Linked DNA regions of Homo sapiens: region 1 is linked to region 2. A link is a contact called in ENCODE Hi-C data. All regions are on one chromosome and are shown on one strand. Each heading gives the region's core, a stretch centred on a gene start or an enhancer-like site at or near the end of the contact. The rest is flanking DNA. Distances are from core to core; before and after follow the strand shown. Region 1 holds the start of LINC01812 (long intergenic non-protein coding RNA 1812). Region 2 holds the start of LINC02831 (long intergenic non-protein coding RNA 2831).

The links. Hi-C counts contacts between places; a loop is a spot of excess contacts on that map. Pooled maps may share reads with other maps.
Region 1: a loop to region 2 is called in a map of endothelial cell of umbilical vein, with 5 times the contacts of the local background. The contact joins the promoter of LINC01812 here to the promoter of LINC02831 in region 2. A Hi-C loop is called at or near these places in 2 of 168 maps with a recorded cell type or tissue (MCF 10A and endothelial cell of umbilical vein) and 1 of 50 pooled maps.

Annotation. Positions count from the first base shown.
Region 1 is chr2:67,823,891-67,827,520 of GRCh38, forward strand. It overlaps LINC01812 (long intergenic non-protein coding RNA 1812), which reads right to left and starts at 1,672. Exons shown (of 3, transcript NR_110271.1): 1 at 1,599-1,672; 2 at 1-89.
Region 2 is chr2:67,562,884-67,566,473 of GRCh38, forward strand. LINC02831 (long intergenic non-protein coding RNA 2831) reads left to right here and starts at 1,417. Exons shown (of 7, transcript NR_183413.1): 1 at 1,417-1,582; 2 at 1,920-2,003; 3 at 2,694-2,827. LOC105374786 (a long non-coding RNA gene) reads right to left here. Exons shown (of 4, transcript XR_001739524.2): 2 at 1,545-2,761; 3 at 899-1,032; 4 at 1-146. RefSeq lists an enhancer at 2,769-3,590.

The DNA.
Region 1 (3,630 bases), core at 422-2,921, 260 kb after region 2:
GTGCACAAGCCGGCTCCGGTGAGCCACCAGCCATCACCCACAGTGCTCTTCACAGTCATGGCCTTGGTAGAATGATCAGACCACTACAGCTGCAAGGAGGGAAATCCAGGTCACCGAATGCCTTCCCTCTCCTCTCCACTCCTCTAGCCTATTTCCTTCTACTCAAAATCTCCAGCTATCAGTGCAATCTCATCCCGCAAATCTTTTCTCAGGGAAGATGAGAGGAAGGCACCCTCCCCACCCATCTCCACTTTTGAAATGCCTCCAGGAGTGCCAGCTGTACAGACTTTTCCAGAAGGGTGTTGGAGGAGAGCGTGGCGCATTCAGAGCACCAAGGCTCCCTGATTATGCAAGGCATACAAGAGCCCCTCTATTCATCACCTCGAGGTAGACTATTAAATCTCTGGAAGCCTTCCACACAGTTTAGTAACGGAGATCCATTATGCCCTCCCTCAGGTTCCACTGAACACCAGCAAACAAACATATGGTGAGTAAGTTCTAATAGAATTCCACACCACATGCAGGCTCTGCGCAGAGCTCTGTGCTGGAGGGAAGCTGGCCCCAAGCAGCCTTTGATGGCAGCTCCTCCAAGTGGTTTCTGCAACAGGATTTTCCTGCTTTCACCATGTAAGGATATGAGGCGTGGAGAATTTATTTCTGTTTTCTAGTAAAGCATTTGGTGAGGAGTGTGGACATCTTCTTATATCCCCAGCTTGTAGAGGAGCTTATTAGCTGACTTTGGGTAGGTCACTTGGCCCCCCAAACCTTTGGTGCCTGTCTGTGTAAAATAGCCACAAATGATACCTGTTGTCTATTTCACAGGTGTTGTAATAATGAAACAGCTCAATGGACATAGGATGTTTTGGAACGCATTTCAGATTTGTATCATTATCACAACCCGCCCCCGGATTTCCCGCCTCCGGCCCATGTCTATAGGCTTCATTCCATACAAGAGCCAACTGCATTATCCTTAGGAGAGTTAAAAATAAAACAACAAATCTAGAGTATTGATGATATTGATAACAAGAAAATGTATTTTCTACAATTCAGTAGCTTTACAGTTCCTTTTTGAAAACTATACCTTTAAAAATAAAAACCTGTCTTCTCTCTTTGTCCTCCCCCTCTCCGACCTCCCCCCTCGTCCCCCTTCCCCGCCAAAAAGTGATTATGGAGTGAGAGCCATACTGATTATTTTGACTGATCAACTGGAGAAATTTAGATAAATTTGGCTTTTCATTAACTGCAGCTGTTGTTTCTTTCAGTGCTTAAATGCAATTTATCATTTGAATGTGCCGGCTGAGGAACGTTGCTTGAGTTTTCCTTTGCTTTCAATCATTAGTCCTAACAGTATGAATCCAATTTCTATAGTTAGCCCTTAAAAAGGGTCCCATTTTCTGTCCTTTATGGTTGTTCTTATTGAAATATTAAGTTTTAGGATCAGTTCTCTATCACACACACCACTATCAACATACTACTATTCAAACCCAAATCCAGCTTCCATGCCCTGAAATCACAGGTGCAAAAGCCTAAAACCTCTCAAGGCTCTCTGTCTCCCCACCTCAGCCCCAGCCCATCACCATCCCCACCCACCCACTTACTTAGAACAATGTTTAATTTGGTCACCAGATTCAAATATGCAGAAGTAAGGCCTCCCAAACTCAACGAGATTTCCAGCTCCAATGCACAAAAAGGAAGTTGTGTAGTTCCACATGACTTGACTGTGAATGAGAGCTGTGAAGTGATAAACGACCTCCAAACAACATTGGCTTATTTAAATTAAACTATTATTCATTTATACAGGATGATGACTCATGATTATCTGGACAGGAAGAGAAAAAAAATGTAGTAGGAGGAGATAGCCTCAGAACTTGTTTCCTGTTAATGTTCTAAGAGTAATATCATGCTAGTCTTTATGTGGTTTCTCATTATTCTTAGAACTTTAGTTACCATCTTAATTATTCTATTGTTTCTCTTGGAAGAGGAGGAGGAGTAGACAGGCTACATTTTCTTTTTTTTTCACACCATGATGGATTAAACGTCAAGAATAATTAAATGCCACAGGTTGCTAGCCAACAATTGAACGCTGACATCTTTTAGGAGAACCCACCCAGGAAAGAAGAAAACAAACATCTTAACATCTCAGTGTCTTTCCTGACTTCATTTACGTAGGCAGGGATCCCAACATCTTAAATAAAAAAAAAAAAGAACAAAGCCTCTCCAAGCTAATAATTATTCTATGCTTGGAATGAGAGTGTTCAGAAGAACCAGACATTTATGTCGAAACGTTTTCCAAAGTAGGAGAAGTGGGGGGTTTGCTCCTGTGCACGCTGGCAAATGAAAACAACAAAGAATGTGGATCATCCCAGAGACTTTAGAAACAACATGGAGCCATTTCAAAAGTTCTGATTCTGAGATTTTGAGGGCAAGGAAACAAAGGAAATGTTATTGGTTAATTTATCAATAATTGATAGACAAGGCTGTACTTCCAGTTCCATTTAAGAGCCAACTACAAATAAAATTGTCAGCACATGGCTGAGTAAGAACTATCTGGGGTGGAAGAAACTGAGAAATATTCACTGAAGCATTAATATTTCATGAAGACCAGAAGACCAAGGTCAGTTTTGTTATGAAGGACCCTGAGGTTCCAGTTCACTTTGAAATGCTGAAGCCAGGCAATTTCAGGACGTTCTATTCATTCTGGCAAGTAAAGACATCTTCCAAACACACAGCAGTGACTTTATTCGAGCACAAAAGTTGGCCCCTCTGGGAGTAGCAAAATCGAGACAAACGATACTCTAGATAATGTGTTCTTCTCTACAAGCACCCAAGTTTTTGTGAAGAACAGCTTAACTTTCGTGTGTTTACCACAAGACTCTCAACTCTCCACATGGCTTGAGTGACAACTGATATCTCTACAATATTATGGCCACACACATCCCATCTCTTGTTTGATTTTTTTGGATCTCCTCTTTCCCCAAAGCCCACTCTTCCTTAATATGAAGAGGTTGGTCTTGAATCTGCATTCTCTGGTTCCTATCCCTTTAGTATCTCTCATTTTGGGTGGCCAGTCACTCACTTACAGGGCACAGACAAAGTAACAGACAAACTAAAAGCCCTTCCAAACCAAACAACAAGGGCCAGGCGAGAAACTATCAGCTCTTCCTAGGAAGCTGAGACGCAGTGCCCTGAGTGATGATGGAGCCTGACAGGAACAGAGAGCACAGCCCACTCATCGTAGCTACAAACTATCAAATTCTTAAACACCAACACCAGATCTTCCTTTTCTTTCTCTATCAAGAGTCACTGGTTTAAACACTTGACCAAATGATGTGGCCTGACTACACTAAAATCTCAGAATTTAACACTATATAATTCATCCATGTAACTAAAAACCACTCTTACCCTAAAAGCTATTGAAATTTTAAAAATAACAAATAAATTTAAATGTAAAAAAAATTAAAATTAAAAAAGACGTGCCCTGAAAGCCTAGAGCTCTACAACACCCCTGAAATATAACACTTCTCCAAGACCCCAGGGATGTCAAAAAAGGAGAGCTAGAACGTAACTGTATTAGTCCGTTTTCACACTGCTGATAAAGACATACCTGAGACTGGGCAATTTACAAAAGAA
Region 2 (3,590 bases), core at 167-2,666:
AAGTGAAAAATCCAACCAGCTGAATTGACTTACCTGTTGTTGGGAACACCTGTATGTATTGGCCTTATAGGAAGCCCTCAACAGACATTCACTTTCTTGTCTTTGGGCAGAACTGTATCATATGGCACCTCCAGTTGCAAGGACATCTGGAAGACAGAATATTTAGCTTTTTCAGACTCTGTATTAGAGACAGGTAATGAGATCCCCTTTGGGAATGAGCGATGAACTGGCCAAATTACAGTTCTAACTAGATAAGCGAAAGCCACAGCAGGCCAGGTGAAATGGAGGTACGGGAAAGTCCAGGGAAGAGTTGTTTAAATCAGTGGTTTCAACCTGGGATGTTCATTGTAATCACCTGGGTATCACCCTCAGCAATCCTAATTTAATTGGCCTTGGGTGTGGTCCAGCATCAGGATCTTTAAAAGCTCCTGTAAGTGATTCTAAGGCACAGCCAAGGTTGAGAGCTACTGGCTTAAAGAGATAAATATCAAGACTTGTATCCTCAAAGAAAATAGCAAAGGTATTAGGTATCTCACCAGCTATTATGTTTTGTGGATTTAAAGTCAAAGATTAAACAAAGGTTTTTAAGAGCTTATATCTGGAAAAGGAGTAAAAGTCTAGAAAAAAATTATTCCCTGATTTTGCAAACACTTGAGTGACAAACAGGCATTAGAACATGAGCAAGTTATTTTTAAAATAATATGTTGATTAATTAAGGTTCACTCAATCTAATAGTTGGAAATATTCATAGAAAAAGTGGGCAGTCTTATCTGTGTAATTAACTGGAAATACATCTCAGCTCCACCCCTTCCAACAGTGGGGGTCTAGTGTAAAATATTGACCTCTCGTAGAGTCTCAGTTTTCCCACTTATAAAATGCGAGAAATGATTGAACCTACCTCAAAAGCCTTTCTGTAAGGAATGATTGAGATAACCTGGATGAAAGGGTTAAATGTCTGGCATGTAGTAACAGCTCAATATCATCGTTCTTGGTCTCCCATTCAGCAAGCTCATTTACAAGCATTCATGTCACCTACAAAGAATTAGCAAGAATTGGGTCTGAAAAACACCAAGGTGACAATTTAATTACTGTTATATGAGGCTTGATGAACTATTATTCAACTATCCAGGGCAAAGTATTGTAAAAGAGATATAAAATGCTGCTGGAGGGACTTATGTTAGATATGATTTAAAAAAATAGTTAACTATGAAGGCAATAAAACATGATAAAACGTTAGTTGAAAAAGCAATGGTTTCTCCTCAGAAAGTCTGCTTTAATAGGAGATATTTTCATATTTCTAGAATAGTCTAAGCCATAGTGTGGTAAATAAATTAACTTTCAACATCCTTTTTGGTCTTTATGACTCAATAATTGTGACTCAACGATATAAACTTAGGAAGATGAAATTCAGATTTCAGTTGAGAAGCAATGCTGTTTCACCTCCCTGAGAGAATTGCCTTGTTTGTGAAATACTACAGAAAAACCTGTATTTTCTCCAGAAAATGAAAGGTCTTGGCCTGAGTAAATCAAGGCAGAAAACTCACCCCCGTGAAAGCTGCAGCTCTGAGAGTGTGTGGGCAGGGTGAGTGTCACAGGTTCAGGTTGTCTGGACTGCCCTTGGGACCCCAGCTCCTCCTTTCCATCATGTTGCGGTCCAGAGTTCAGTTCATACCATCCCAGATGATTTGGGGGTTTGCTTCCTCACTTCAGGCACTCTTTAAATAAGAGGCCTTGTCAGTGGCTCTTCCATCTGGCAGAAAGTGGGTGCTCAATAAATATTTGTTGAATGAGCCTGATCATTCTGATGAAAAGAGACCCCTTTGTTCTTTTGGGCCATTGGGTTTACCATTTACTAAACGGCCTGTGGCTTCCTGGTCTGACAAATTTATAGCACCTGTTTATGTCTTTCTCACCCACAGGCTTCAACAGAATACCTGTGGCTGCACTTACAAAAGGCAGCCAGAAGGACCCGTCCATTCTGGAAAGTACCTTTAGTCTGAAAGGTACAAATCAGAACTTTCACCACATTCCATCTGGCACTCACTGGTGGTGCCAACACCTCAAAAACCCTGCCGGGGCCATTTGTCACCATGTGGACACAGACAGACCACCAGTGAAAGTGGAATTTTTGAATGAGCTTGAATGACCTGCCTATATGTGTAGACAGCCATGGTCACTTTTTCTCCGTAGGATTAGATGTGCTGATTCTAATGTGGTTCACATTAGGCTATTTTCTTTTAAAAGTGAAATTTCTTTTGGAAGCCTGGACATTTCTAAGACGACTTCACATCTATTCACTCATCTTGCCTTCCAAAACAGCTGCTCACAATCTGAATATTAGACTACAAATAGCAAAAACAAACCTCTGTTGTTATTATTACTATATTATTAGGGTTTTTTTAGAATCCCAAGGAATTCTTTATATAATGTAGAGTAAGCTATTAGAAGGAAATCATTATTTTCAATGTGGTTCATCCCATGGAGGTATGGATGGAGAATCCCTGCTCTTTCCTGGAAATGGATGCTGGTTCTTTAGAACAGTGAGTCTTCTTCAAACTGCATAAAATAATCATTATGACATAATCAGCAGCAGTGTGTTACACTCTTGTCATTTTTCCCTAGTGCATTTCCAGGTCTCTATCAGCAGAATTGGAATTACTTCATCATTTTCAGCATTTCTTTTTCCTTTCCAGCATTTATTGCAGAAAAAATATGAGGCTTGCTGGTAGTATTCCCAGGTGACAAATGTGCACCCAACACCCTACAGAAAAGAAGAACCATAAAATAATTAATTATTCCATTGTAACTCCTGCCTGGAAAACATCTGGTATGTAACATCACATTATGCTTCATGTGGAGTGTTGTGAATCATCTTCCTTATGCACAGATCTTGTCTCCTCACTTAGATAACAAGCTCCCTGAGGGAGGGGAGACCACCATTTATTGAGAGCAAACCTTAGCCCATTACGTATTTTATTCTCTGTATTACCAACATCCCAGTGAGGTCTTTACAGATGAAGGAAGTGTGGGAGGTTTGAGTCATTCTTCCAAATGCACACAGCAACTGGGTAACATTTGGCCCCACCCTCAGCTTGGGCTCGTCAGTGGAAGTTTGCTCAGCAACAGAGACCAGCATCAATAATCGTGCTCAAGAGATTAGTATTATGAGCCCGGTATTACCGGCATGTTTGTGACATGAGTACTCCTGAGACTTCTGGAGTCAACTTTAAGAACAGCCTCGACTTTAAATATCAATGTTGGCTCAAGACCTGATTCAACATATTTTGAAAAACTCAGTGTTCTCCCCTCCGATCCCAGCATTAATTGACTAATTTAAACTAAAAATATATTGGGTGCCTTTTGTGTGCCAGGCATTATACTATTTGTTTAGGAGAGAGTGCGAAACAAGACAGAGAAAGTCTCTACCCACATGGAGTTTTCATTCCAGTGGAGCAGTGTGTTATCTATTATGGCATAACAAAGCACCCCCAAACTTAGTGACTTAAAATGAGAAACATTTACTGCCCTACAGTTTCTGTGGGTCAGGAATCTGGGTGTGGCTCAGCTGGGGGCCTTTGACTCAGGGTCAT